Linked DNA regions of Homo sapiens: all the other regions are linked to region 1. Evidence: chromatin contacts called from ENCODE Hi-C or POLR2A ChIA-PET data. All regions are on one chromosome and are shown on one strand. The core of a region is the stretch at or near the end of the contact, and the rest is flanking DNA. Distances in the headings are between cores, read along the strand shown. Region 1 has its middle 25 kb from the start of MIR6775. Region 2 has its middle 63 kb from the start of KLHDC4. Region 3 overlaps KLHDC4 (kelch domain containing 4).

Region 1 (4,517 bases), core at 613-3,112:
GAAGCTGAGGTGGGTGGATCACTGAGGTCAGGAGTTCGAGACCAGCCTGGCCAACATGGTGAAACCCCGTCTCTACTAAAAATACAAAAATTAGCCAGGCGTGGTGGTGCCTGCCTGTAGTCCCAGATACTTGGGAGGCTGAGGCAGGATAATTTCTTGAACCCAGGAGGCAGAGGTTCCAGTGAGCTGAGATTACGCCACTGCACTCCTGCCTGAGCAACAGAGCAAGACTCCATCTCAAAAAAAAAAAAAAAGTTTATAAATTTGTGTTGGGCCTCATTCAAAGCTGCACTGGGCCACAGGTCGGACAAACTTGGCGTAAAATATTTTTGGGTTGTCACAATTAACTAACGGGGAGGTTGCTGCTGGCCTCCAGTCGGTGGAGGCCAAGGATGCTGCTAAGCATCCTGCAATGCACAGGAAACAACCAATTAACCCCACAGTGAAGAATTATCCAGCCCCCAATCCCAGTGACCAAGACTGAAAAACCCGGGCTGGGAGAGACAGTGCTGCCATCGATTGCTTATGTCTGCCACTGGTGCAGACAGGGTGGTGGTGATGCCTGCAATCCTAATCCCACCCGGCAGACTGTCCTGAATGTATAACCCATCTCACCTCCCACTGTTCTCTCTGGGACCTTCACACCTATAGTCTCCTTTGCTCTGTGAGCTCCAGGTTGAGGAGAGGTGCTTGGACCTGGGCCACCATGTTGCACAACTGCGTAGGTTCTGCAACATGTTGGCCTCCTTTGGATTGTTGTTGTCTTGAGGATGGTTTTTATACAGGCCGGGAGTTGAAATCTCAAAGAGCTACAGGGCCCAGACCCAGGAAAGAGATGAGTGAAGTGGGCAGGTGGGAATGATGGTTAAATGCAGAGGCGTGCCACAACCAAGGGGCAACAGCCTTCAGCCCCCGCCACTTCCAGGCTCTGAGGATGGTGAGCCCCAGATTACTAAATCTTTCATTTTTTTAAAAGGAAGTAAAAAATGTGTTTTTCTTTTTTAAATGTGAAATTGGCCGGGTGCACCTTGACCTCCAAAACTGCTGGGATTACAGGCATGAGCCATCACACCTGGTCAGGAATCTGTTTTTTAAAAGATTTTAAACAATGTTCTTTATCTTGATAGGGATTCGGGTTAACAAGTGTATGTGTCTGGCAAAACTCATGAAGTGGTGCCTCGTAGGTAGTTTGCTTCAGTGTATGTGACTGTACACAAAGAAGAAAGAAGGAAGGGGTGGAAGGAAAGGAGAAAGGGAAAGAGAGGACCATAAACCAATGCTGAACACTAGTTGAAGCCCAAGTCCAGTATGATTTCCAGAGGTTTCCCTAACACCCGCTATCCCATAACTCAACCATTTTACCATGTCCTGTGCCACTGGTATTCTTTTTTTTTTGAGACAGAATCTCGCTCTGTCACCCAGGCTGGGGTGCAGTGGCATGATTTTGGATCAACGTTGTCAGCGGGGTCCCCGCAGGAGATCTGAGCACAAGTTCCTTCTGGGAGCAGGGAGGTGCATAGGCACCTGGATCATCATTTCCGCTTCTGGGGTGGCAATTCTCCTAGAACCTGTTCACAGCTGTGGCATTCGTGTCCTGGAACTGCTATCATTAGCTTCCACAAAACAGGTGGCTCTAACAACAGAAACTGAGGGTCCTGCAATCCTGGAGAACTAAAGTCCAAAATCAAGTTGTCAGCAGGGCCTGCTCCCTCCAGAGGCTCTAGAGGAGGCTCCTTCCTTCCTCTTCCGGCTCCTGGTGGCCCCCAGAGTCCCTTGGTGCCTGGCTGCATCGCTCCAATCCCTGCCTTCCCCCTCACACAGTCTCTCCTCTGTGTCTGTGTCCAAATTTCCCCCTTCTTATAAGGACACCTGGCATTGGGTTCAGGGACGGCCCCTCGGTAAGTATGACTCATCTTAGATAATCACATCCGCAAAGACCCTGTTTCCAAACAGAGTCACATTCACAGATACCGGGGTTAGGACTCGAGCATATTGTAGGCTGCAACTCACCCACACAGCTGTAGAGAAGCACAGCCACTCCCAAACCATGGGCAGGGGCAGCAGCGTGCACACTGAGCACTCTTTCGTTTTTTTTTTTCTTTTGAGACAGTCTTGCTCTATTGCCCAGGTTGGAGTGCAGTGGCATGATCTCAGCTCACCACAACCTCCGCCTCCTGGGTTCAAGTGATTCTCCTGCCTCAGCTTCCCAAGTAACTGGGACTGCAGGCACGCACCACTACACCCAGCTAATTTTTGTATTTTTAGTAGAGACGGGGTTTCACTATGTTGGCCAGGCTGATCGCGAACTCCTGACCTCACGATCCACCTGCCTTGGCCTCCCAGTGTGCTGGGATTACAGGCGTGAGCCACTGCGCCCGGCCAGCGCTCTGTTCTTTCTCCAATGGCCCCACTGCAATTCCCTGGACAAGAGAGCCCCTGAAGCAGGCTGTAGGGCTCAGGCCGCGGCACAGAGATGGGCAGAGGGAGCCCAACAGCTGTGAGTGGGAGGGGGCAGCTCTGCCCCACACACCCCTCCCTCAGAAGAGCCAGAAGAGAGAAAATGGTCTCCTCCCACGTGGGGTCTTTGAAGCAGCCCACAGGTGCTGGTGACTCTGGCCGCAGCGTGGTTGCCTGCAGGACTGTCCCCAGGCCCTGGAGACCCACCTTCTCCTCTCAGCCAGCACCCTCGGCTTTGCCCAACCACAGTAAAGCTCCAAATTCCCCAATTCTCTGAGTACTTTGATGCAAAACTGCCAAATGGGGAAGTGATTCTGCTGAGGTAATGAGCACCTGGGGCTGGGACGGAGCAGCATAGAGGGATGGGTGTGATCGGGGGGGCCCCTGCACCCCACTGCAGCCCCAGGTGGACCTTGGGTGGCAGCAGAGCCTCTTCTGCTGCAGGAAGAAGTCAGGTCCTTTCACCTAAAACCTGTCATGAGCTCGGGCGGCTCCAGTGCTGGGCGCCGATTAGAAAACAAGCCAGGGAAGGCCAGGTGCAGTGGCTCACGCTTGTAATCCCAACGCTTTGGGAGGCCGAGGTGGGCAGATCACCTGAAGTCAGGAGTTCGAGACCAGCCTGGCCAACATGGTGAAGCCCCCATCTCTACTAAAAATGCAAAAATTAGCCAGGCATGGTAGCACACGCCTGTAGTCTCAGCTACTCAGAAGACTGAGGCAGGAGAATTGCTTAAGCCCGAGAGGCGGAGGTTGCAGTGAGCAGAGATCACACCATGCACTCCAGCCTGGGCAACAGAGTGAGACTCCAACTCAAAAAAAAAAAAAAAAAAAAAAGAGGGATTGAGACCCTAACGTAAAACCCAAAACTATCAAAACCCTGGAAGACAACCTAGGCAATACCATCCTGGACCCAGGAACGGGCAGAGATTTCATGAAGACGACGCCAAAAGCAATTGCAACAAAGCAAAAATTGACAAGTGGGATCTAATTAAACTTAGATCCTGCTGCAAGTACTTCCTCCCGGGCCCATCTATTCATTTTCCCCATGTTTTCCCAACTCACTCATCACCTGGTCTCTGCTGCCTCTTGCTTCGAAGGCTCCAATCACACAGCGGCAGCTTGTCAATCCGACTCTTACCCTATGGATTCTCAGCCCGGAGCGGAGCAGCCCAGGCGGGCATGTGTGCAGGACTCAGAGAAGAGCTCTGTAGGAGGGTTTTGCACAGCAAAAGAAACTATCAACAGAGTAAACACACAACCTACAGAATAGGAGAAAATATGTGCAAATTATGCATCTGACAAAGGTCTAAAATGCAGCATCTATAAGGAACTTAAACAAATATAGAAGAAGAAAACAACCCCATTTAAAAGTGGGGAAAGTACATGAACAGACACTTTCCCAAAGAAGACATACATGCAGCCAACAAACATAAGAAAAAAAACTCAATATCACTGTTAGAGAAATGCAAATCAAAACCACAATGAGATACCATCTCACACCAGTCAGAATGGCTATTATTGTTATTTTTTTTGAGACTGAGTCTTGCTCTGTTGCCAGGCTGGAGTGCAGTGGTGCAGTCTTGGCTCACTGCAACCTCTGCCTCCTAGGTTCAAACGATTCTGCTGCCTCAGCCTCCCAAGTAGCTGGGACTACAGGCACCTGCCACCACACCCGGCTAATTTTTTGTGTTTTTAGTAGAGACGGGGTTTCACCGTGTTAGCCAGGATGGTCTCGATCTCCTGACCTCATGATCTGCCCGCCTCAGCCTCCTAAAGTGCTGGGATTACAGGTGTGAGCCACCGCACCCGGCCCTAGAGAGTTATTTATAAGTGCACAGTGATAATGAATGTTCAGTCACATCAAACGTTACATTGTCTTTACATCTTCTCATAGGGAACGTTGAAACATTTTGCGATAGCTTGAATTCAAACCATCGCACTCACAGCACCGCTACATGTCTCCAGCCTCACCTGGGGAGTGAGCAAATGCCAGACACCCTCCTACGGAGCTATTCTCTGAACCCTCCACACAGGCCCGGCTGGGCTGCTCCGCTCCGGGC
Region 2 (4,517 bases), core at 1,016-3,515, 110 kb before region 1:
TGTTCTTGCCTTTGGTCTTGGAAACTTGACATCAAGGTGCCTATTAGATTTTCAGTCGTCGCCTTCCATAGCTGCAGGTGCTGTGACTGTTTCTGCCTTCAGCCGGCCGACAGCACCGGGCGCAACAAGCTTCAGGACATCATGATGCCGCCCTCCTGCAGTACCTTTAACCTCGCCCGGGCCAGGGTCTGCCTCCAGCCCAGGACCAAGACCCCGATTCCAGATAAGGCGGAGGGAGGAGGGCAGGGGGTAGAGGGAGGAGGGCAGAGGGTGGAGGGAGGAGGGAGGAAAGAGGGTGGAGGGAGGAGGGCAGAAGAAGAGGGCAGAGGGAAGAGGGTAGAAGGAAGAGGGTGGAGGGAGGAGAGAAGAGGTGGAGGGAGGAAACAGGGTGGAGGGAGGAGGGAGAACGCTGGAGGGCAGAGGGAGGAGGGCAGAGGGCGGAGGGAGGAGGTTGGAGGGCGGAGGGAGGAGGTTGGAGGGCGGAGGGAGGAGGTTGGAGGGCGGAGGGGAGGAGGATGCAGGGCAGAGGGAGGAGATTGGAGGGCGGAGGGAGGAGGTTGGAGGGCAGAGGGGAGGAGGTTGCAGGGCAGAGGGAGGAGGTTGGAGGGCGGAGGGAGGAGGTTGGAGGGTGGAGGGAGGAGGTTGGAGGGCGGAGGGAGGAAGCTGGAGGGCGGAAGGAGTCAGTCAACTCAGGCACCTGGTTGGCTTCTCTCGCGCCCAGGCCGCGTGTCAGGTGAGGCAGTCGGTACGCAGAAACTGAGGAAGCGACTGTCCCCAGGTGCCAAGGAGGTTGCTGGCTCAGCCTTCAAAACAAGCAAGGAAGAGTGCAGCTGCATTTGTTGAAAAAAAGCCAGGCTGTATTTTCACCATGTGCCCCCTGCCTTGAAAATGAACTACGGAATGCACAGCGCGTGGGGGGTGGGTGCTGGAAAGGGACAGAACAAGGGTCCGTGGCAACCACAAAGCACCTGCAGGCCAGCGCTTCCCGATGAGCAGAGGCGGGGGCTGGCACCTGGCGCTGGCTGCAGACGGGAAGTCAACGCCACCAAAGCAGAGGACCTCAGCCACCCAGGTTAGCAAGAGGGTAGCAGGGCGCTCAGGAACAGGTGAAGCCATACTGTGGAGAGAAGCTGAATGCTCCTCCCAAGCTTCAGCCCACCCATTAGGAACAAATGCTCTTTAAGTCTGTTTCTTCATGAAACCCAAAGTGGAAGTGCCTGAGCTGTGAATGCGGCCACAGCGTTCATGCCAGCTTGTTCCCAAGCCTAGGAGAAGCAAGCAGCCCCGTGACGGGCACAGGCCACAGTGTGGGCGTGAGCTCACCCCATGTGTAGCCGGGTGCTGGGCCCAGGCCGCTGGGTTTCTGGGGTCGGCAGAGTGGGCCAGGCAACAACCTCACATGCCTACCTCACTGCCACTCGTCCGCCTCGTCCACTCCTGGCATTTGGGATAAACATCCTGTCTCAGACACACCCTTCTCGTGCGCCCATGCCACCTGCTCAGGCCTATGCCGCCCGCCCGTCCTCCCAAGCGTGCACACCCGTCCGCCATCCTTCTCCCGTCTGTGCCCCATGGGACAGAGGCCTCCAGCTGCACCACCACTGCTCGTTAACAGCTGCCATCCACACCGAGGAAGCCTCTTCGAGCCCAGGGAGTGGAGGATGGGGCTCTGCTGTGCACGTGCTCCCTCGGGCCCTCCCAGCAGTGGTAGATGGGGCTCTGCTCTGTCCTTCTTGGTCATCTTCCTGGGCCTGCAACAAAGCTCAGCCCAGCAGCCAGGCAGCTCCTTACAGAGGCTAACGCCGGGTCTGGTCCCTGGTGACCCCAGGCTGCTGTGAGAACTTGTGACCCCCGAGATCAGAACAGCCTTCGGGTCCCAGAGCTTCCCGCATGATCGTGTGTGGAACAGACCGGGAGATTCCAGCAGATATGGGTTCAACGTTGACCACCAACCTTGACAACCCAAGGGCTGCCTCCCCTGACCATGACAGCCAACTCCTCCTCCACAGTGGCTCTGCCAGGCGCCGAGTCCATAAAGGGCAGCCACTGTTTGGCAAGGAGGGCCGGTCTGCCGGGGGCTCCCAGGCCCTGGGGTCAGGCTGAGAGAGGAAGATGGGTGTGAGGGTGCAGGGGCAGGGGGGCGGGCCCTGCAGGGCAGTGCCTGGCCCGTCCTGCACCCCCAGCCTGGGAACCCCCGGCTTTCTCGCTTGGGCCTCTGGGGAGCCCGCGTCCCCAAATGTAGCCACATCAGAGCACACTTCTCCGGCAGCAACTTCCCAGGCATGTCCGTGGCCTCCTCGGGGGCAGGCGCCCCCTCCTGGACGCTGAGCTGACCTCTCTAGCAGGACTCTGCTCATCTGCACCATTTGCCATTTCCACAGAAACCCTGTCCCCAGAGCCCGGCGGAGAAAAAAACCACAGGGGCCTCTCTGCTCAGGGGAGCCACGCGGAAGAGGCACCCTCGCTCCAGCTGCCAAAGCAACTGAGCCTGCTGCAAACATCTCTGTGAACTCGGACAGGAAACAGTGTTAACCTGTGTTTCCTTCCAAGTCGGCCCTGGCGCATGTGAACTGCTTGCTAATACTGTGTACAATCACGCCGTGCAATGACAGAGAGAACTTTTCTTATTGATGAAGTGGTTTAAAAAGTTACCCTGAGCCTTTTTTCTTTGCTTTTAAGCTGGAAAGATAGCTTGATTACTTATGAAATGAAAAAAAGTTTTCCTAAATGAATGTAACAGTTTAAATCATACTGTTACGAAAACAACACTGTCAAGATTAAAAAGAAATTCTGCTCCTTTTAGTAATAAACAATGTCGTGTGACACTTTGGAACGCTTCTCTCGTTACAAACCAGCGTCTTTACTGAAGGTCCTTCCGCTGCAGAGCTGCGCAATGGATGTGTGGACAGAGCTAGTCGGCACGTGGAGGCTCTCCTGGTTTTCGAGCAGGAAACGTGCTGTGAGCAGGAATCGCGAGTGAGTTCCATGGCGTCCCCGGGTCAGCGCGCGTGCAGGAATCGCGAGTGAGTTCCATGGCGTCCCCGGGTCAGCGCGCGTGGGGTCCTGTCTCGCTGGCTCACCACTGGTGGCCAGGGCATGTCTCCCCCAGCCCTGAGTCTCCGCAGTGGTGACCAGGGCATGTCTCCCCCAGCCCTGAGTCTCCCGGCAGTGGAGGCAGCGTGGGCACAGGGTTTGTCACAGCCTGTAAGTGAATGGAGGACACAAAAATAACCAGAGAGGCAGGCTCTGCCCTCCGGGAGTGCACAGGCGGTTTTTAAAATGTGTGCGTTCATGTAATTAAACGTCTCCGTTTGTTTCTCAGGGAGTGGTTACTCAATTTCTTCCCAGCCAGAGCTTTGTAAACCTGCGCTTCTCACCCCTCAGTGAAGCCTGAGTCCAGCCTCTAAAGGTGGGTCCCCTGGGTGGGCTGCAGCCAGTGGGGGCTTGGAAGGGCTCTGAAGGTTGAGACAAGGAAAACGGGCGTGAGCTGGACTCAGGGAAGCCGGGTCACCGTGGTACCTGCACTGTGGCCCTTGGCCATGACAGTGTGTCAGCTTCCGGCAGGGACTGCTTGTGTGCCTCGGGACACCAGTGACCAGGTGTGGCCAGGCCCCAGATGGCATTGCTGCAGCTCTCTCGTGAAAGAGTAATGGAGGTGACTGCAACCTGCGCCGGGAGCCATCTGGGCTATGAAAACGAGACTGGCCTCCAGCGCCCCCGGCCTCCACACAACACTCTTACACTGCCCAGGAGAGCAGCGGTCACTAGCAAGTTCCTTCCATGCACAAAGGCAGGCAGGCTGAGGCCGTGATCACAGCTAGAGCTCGGCTCCTTTTCCTTCCGGGCTGGGGAACCACCATCCCCCGCTCCTTCTGGAGGAAGGCTGACTCTTCTCTGATGGAAACCATCAAGCACACGGCGCCGCCACCTCACTCCAACACCCGAGTGCCACGTCCAGCGCGGGGTCTCGCCTCGTCACCTGAACGACACGTGGAAGGAGGCGCCTGTGGAGAGCCCTGGGGAGGGTCCTGAACGTCACGGGGAAGGAGGCGCCTGGGGAGGGTCCTGAACCACACGGGGAAGGAGGCGCCTGGGGAGGGCCCTGGGGAGGGTCTTGAATGTCACAGGGAAGGAGGCGCCTGGGGAGGGTCCTGAACATGACAGGGAAGGAGGCGCCTGGGGAGGGTCCTGAACGTCACGGGGAAGGAGGCGCCTGGGGAGGGTCCTGAACATGACAGGGAAGGAGGCGCCTGGGGAGGGTCCTGAACGTCACGGGGAAGGAGGCGCCTGGGGAGGGCCCTGGGGAGGGGTCCTGAACGTCACGGGGAAGGAGGCGCCTGGGGAGGGTCCTGAACGTCACGGAGAAGGAGGCGCCTGGGGAGGGTCCTGGGGAGGGTCTCTCTCACCAACGGGCATCTTGGTATTTGGTCCCCCAGTGACTTTGTCACCTAGCCAATGACATCCTGCTTGTACCAACTCAATTAAAAAAAAAATCAGATGTCAAACTGCAATCAACA
Region 3 (4,517 bases), core at 89-2,588, 86 kb before region 1:
CGTGAATGCTGCTGGGTCTGCTGTCCCACACGCTGCATCTCTTTCGTTAGGATACAAGTCATCATAGTCAAAGCACTAGCTGGACCCAGACTGACTCGGAATTTATAAAACGTGGTTACGATACTGACCAAAGCTGCCGGTTCTTCGTGGCAGCGCAGAGCCTGGAGGGTGTTTAAAGTCCTCCCAAGGCTACTCAGATGCATCTCCTGAGGGAGCCTGGGACGGGATCTGGTTACAGGAGGAGGAAGGAGGGCAGGTGTCTGTGAGTTCCTCTTAATCTACAGGCAGGTCCAGCCCCAAGGTCAAGGCTCTGAGCACTACTGTCCACTTCATGAACCCGAGCTCTTCACATGTCAAACTCTGGAGCCTTGCCATGCAGAACCACGGTCAGAATGCCTTCATCTGATCAAACACTGTCAAGCACGCCACTGTCCAGGCACCAGGCACGCAAGTGGACAGAAGACTGGCCCTGTGAGACTCTCTTCTCCGGGCTGAGAGACAATGGCCAAGTCTGTAACCAGCAGGGAGGATGGTGAGCAGAAGGACAAGGACACGCAGGGGGATGGAAACTGGGGCCGCCCTGCTGAGACGAGGACCATGGGGGTTCTGCATAGAGGAGACCTGGCCTGGCTTGCATCTCTGCAGGTCACTCCAGCTGCTGCACTGTGGTGTGATCCTGAGGGCCCCGGGGAGGCGCCAGGTCTGGCAGGAGAGTGCAGTGCATGGCAGTGGGCAGGGGTCAGGCACTCTCCAAGCCACCTCTACTTGCTCAGTGAAATGTGAGGTGAGGGTGGGTGGCGGGTGGCAGGACCTCCTGGGAGCATGGACGGGGCCTGCGTGGGAGAGAGGCGTGTGCCCACAGTGTGTGGGGTCTTCTCTGGCCTGGGCCGCGCAGCAGCACAGCACAGCTGGGTCATGCCAAGAGGACAGAGCATGGCGGGTGAGGGTGTAATGGCGCCAGAGCAAGGACGAGCTTCCCCCAGCCCCAAGCTCAGGTACGGGCCATGTACCAAAGTTTCTATCAGTTCGTGCACACTGCCGCTTCAGCCATGGCGCAGCTGACCACCTGCTTAGGCTACTGACTTTTTTTTACACTCCAAACCATTCACAACTCAAATCTCTCGCTAATTCTGATAAATCTCTCATGAATCCAAACAGACAAGCTTTTCACTGCAATTCCAAATGCCACAGGCTCAGAGCCAAGAGCTACTGAACTAAGTGGATTGAGATCACCCACCGTCAGACTGAGGGCGGGTGCACGTGGCTGCAGACAGCAGCTGCTGAGAATGACACGCGACTCTGATGAAAGCGATACAGCTTAGCCGGTCTGGCTGTTCACCGTCCTGCTGCACTCTACGACACATCTGCTGGGAGAAAGCACTAGACCGGGGCATCCTGCCTGGCTTTCAGCCAAGTCAGCCTGTTCTCAGTGCCCTCCCACATGCCAGAATATCTAGACAAGCCTGACCGATGCCAGCCACTACTCCAGAAAATAGGGTGATTTTCTCTGTGCAGAACAAAAGATGACCAAGAAAAAAATCGGGTCATTCCGATCAACTCGGTACAATCTCTGACCAACTGCCATTAAAAGGCTGAAATCCTTTATTGCCAAGGCAGCAGAATGAACGTGGATCAGAATGGAGAAACAGACCTATGTTCCTGCAGGCATGTGATTTTCAACAAAGGTTCCTAAGGTATTCAATGGAGAATAAAAAGCCTTTTCTTTTTTCTTTTTTTTGAGATGAGTCTTGCTCTATTGCCCAGGCTGGAATGTAGCAGCACAATCTTGGCTCACTGCAACCTCCGCCTCCCGGGTTCAAGTGATTCTCCTATCTCAGCCTCCCGAGTAGCTGGGATTACAGGCACGCCCCACCACGCCTGGCTAATTTTTGTATTTTTCAGTAGACATGGGGTTTCACCATGTTGGCCAGGCTGATCTCGAACTCCTGACCTCGAGTGATCCGCCCGACTCAGCCTCCCAAAGTGCTGGGATTACAGGCGTGAGCCACTGTGCTCGGCCTAAAAAGCCTTTCCAACAGATGCTGCTGAGACAAGTGAGTATCTACATGGGGGAAACAGCCTCAACACTCACCTAATGCTGCTCTTGAGAATTAGTCCCGGGCAGATCACAGGGCTAACTGTGAAACCATATCATTTTTAGAGAAAAATAAAAGAAAATCTTTGTTACTGAAGCTAAACAAGGTCTTCCTGTATCACAGACCGCAATAATCACAAAAGAAAAACGTAATAAATTAGATTTTATCAAAAACTCAAAGCTTCTCATCAACAAACACTTCGGAAGGTGACCAGCCAAGCCACTACTGGGAGGGTATTTGTAATCCACACACCTGAAAAGAACTGGTGTCCAGAATGTCACCTTCTGCAACTCACTAACAAAAACTACAGCCCATTAAAAATAGCAGAAGACATGAACACACACTTCAGGAAAGACAAGCTCATGAAAAGCACTCAACACCAGCAGTCATGAGAGAAATGAGAATTAAAACCACGAGGTACCACACATCCACCAGAGCAGCTAAAAACAGAAAGACTGACGCCATTGGGGCTGGTATGAACAGGGGGCAACTGGAACTCCCCAACATTTCCAGCACAAGTGGAACCGGCCACTGCTTCGGGAAGAGAGCTGACCATTCCTTATTAAATAACACCCACACCCACACCCACCCCAGGGCCCAGCAGCTCCACTCCAGATATCTATTTACCCAAGAGAAACCAACACACGCAGCCACTCAAAAGATTATTATGGACGTGCTCATAGCAGCTTCAGTCACAGCTGCTTCCAAAGGCTGTGTCTTCTGAAGAACGGAAACAGCCCAGGTGTCCAACGAAAAACAGAACCACAAACTGTGGGACAGTCATATAATGGAACACTTCAGCACGAAGCAGCAATGAACAGAAACATGCAACACGTGGGTCTGAAAAGCTGAGGGAAAGAAGACTGGCCCCACACATCTGGGTGACTTGTTTAGCAGAAGCTCCAGGACAGGCAGATCTATTACGGTGGGAAAATCAGAGCAGCGTCACCTCTGGGCGGAGGGGAGGGTGGGCAGCGGGGCCGAGTGGGAAGGGCACGGCAGGATCAGGGTGTGAGTCACACGGTGCCCGCACTTGTAAAAATGTGTCCCCTCACTGTGGGTCAATGACGCATAGGAAATTACCACCGACTACAGGCGCCCGCCACCACGCCCGGCTAATTTTTTGTATTTTTAGTAGAGACGGGGTTTCACAGTGTTAGCCAGGATGGTCTCGATCTCTTGACCTCGTGAGCCGCCCGCCTCGGCCTCCCAAAGTGCTGGGATTACAGGCGTGAGCCACCGCGCCCAGCCTAAGCATAGCAAAATCTTAATAGCAGGATCTAGGAGGAGTATACAGGTGTTCCCCGTAAAATTCTTTCAAAAGTTAGCTGTGGTTGAAAATTTTCAAAATACAAAGGATTTTTTAAACCCCTACAGTGAGATACTACTTCATACCTCTCAGATTCACAGAAATGTAAAGGTTGGCAGAGTGTGAAATGGGAGTGAAGCAACAGGAACACTTGAGTTCCGAGGACAGAGCCTGTGCCAGCCGCCTCTGTGAAGCACACGCCCCACGAGCAGCAGGCACATGTGAGGAGCACACACTCCACGAGCAGATGCCAGTACACGTGCAGAGCACACGCCCCAAGAGCAGGAGGCTCCGGGGTGGGCGCGAGAACATTCCTGTCAGCACTGTTCTCAGGTTACCAAAGAAACAAGCCCGTTAACAGGAGCGAGGAGAATTTCATTCCACAGAGACTACTACACAGTAGTGAGCGTCCATGGTGCAGGAAGGAGACCCTCAGAACACAGAATCGCTCACACTGCACTGCTGACAGGGGTGTGGAGAACAGAACAGGGCCCTAACACGGCACCAAGTTCACAGAGGAGCCGATTAACACTATCTCTATTTCTAATTCTATACAAAGAACTGTTTATATTCAACCAATGAGTAATCCCATGTGAAAGCTTCAATGTTCATGAAACTGAAGAGACCACAGACAGCAGCGCCTATTTTCCCACGCCGCAACTCACCCGTCTCCCCACCCCGCGCCTCGCCCGTCTCCCCACGCCGCGCCTCGCCCGTCTCCCCACGCCGCGCCTCGGCCCGTCTCCCCACGCCGCGCCTCGCCCGTCTCCCCACGCCGCGCCTCGCCCGTCTCCCCACGCCGCGCCTCGCCCGTCTCCCCACGCCGCGCCTCGCCCGTCTCCCCACGCCGCGCCTCGCCCGTCTCCCCACGCCGCGCCTCGCCCGTCTCCCCACGCCGCGCCTCGCCCGTCTCCCCACGCCGCGCCTCGCCCGTCTCCCCACGCCGCGCCTCGCCCGTCTCCCCACCCCGCGCCTCGCCCGTCTCCCCACGCCGCGCCTCGCCCGTCTCCCCACGCCGCGCCTCGCCCGTCTCCCCACGCCGCGCCTCGCCCGTCTCCCCACGCCGCGCCTCGCCCGTCTCCCCACGCCGCGCCTCGCCCGTCTCCCCACGC

What was found. Hi-C counts contacts between places; a loop is a spot of excess contacts on that map. ChIA-PET counts read pairs that join two places held with the same protein, here RNA polymerase II (POLR2A). Pooled maps may share reads with other maps.
Region 2: a loop to region 1 is called in a map of OCI-LY7, with 13 times the contacts of the local background. The contact joins two enhancer-like sites. A Hi-C loop is called at or near these places in 1 of 168 maps with a recorded cell type or tissue (OCI-LY7), 4 of 37 single-sample maps with no recorded cell type and 5 of 50 pooled maps. POLR2A ChIA-PET finds 5 or more read pairs at or near these places in 2 of 52 experiments (AG04450 and naive thymus-derived CD4-positive, alpha-beta T cell).
Region 3: a loop to region 1 is called in a map with no recorded cell type, with 11 times the contacts of the local background. The contact joins two enhancer-like sites. A Hi-C loop is called at or near these places in 5 of 37 single-sample maps with no recorded cell type and 4 of 50 pooled maps. POLR2A ChIA-PET finds 5 or more read pairs at or near these places in 2 of 52 experiments (A549 and WTC11).

The regions. Positions count from the first base shown.
Region 1 is chr16:87,807,774-87,812,290 of GRCh38, forward strand. No RefSeq gene overlaps it. Among named protein-coding and RNA genes, the nearest start is that of MIR6775, 25 kb to the right of the region's middle. RefSeq lists enhancers at 1-33, 1,693-1,752, 2,423-2,602. Within about 2 kb of position 1,863, at least 5 of the 41 ENCODE cell types and tissues checked have a DNase peak (open chromatin) inside an H3K27ac peak, as active enhancers do; they include OCI-LY7, where a contact is called at or near this core.
Region 2 is chr16:87,700,231-87,704,747 of GRCh38, forward strand. It overlaps a transcript of KLHDC4 not described here. Among named protein-coding and RNA genes, the nearest start is that of KLHDC4, 63 kb to the right of the region's middle. RefSeq lists enhancers at 1,481-1,530, 2,261-2,510, 2,546-3,745, 4,395-4,517 and a silencer at 2,081-2,140. Within about 2 kb of position 2,266, at least 6 of the 41 ENCODE cell types and tissues checked have a DNase peak (open chromatin) inside an H3K27ac peak, as active enhancers do; they include OCI-LY7, where a contact is called at or near this core.
Region 3 is chr16:87,722,118-87,726,634 of GRCh38, forward strand. All of the region lies in intron 7 of KLHDC4 (kelch domain containing 4), which reads right to left. Among named protein-coding and RNA genes, the nearest start is that of KLHDC4, 42 kb to the right of the region's middle. RefSeq lists enhancers at 2,378-3,577, 3,210-3,299. Within about 2 kb of position 1,339, at least 6 of the 41 ENCODE cell types and tissues checked have a DNase peak (open chromatin) inside an H3K27ac peak, as active enhancers do.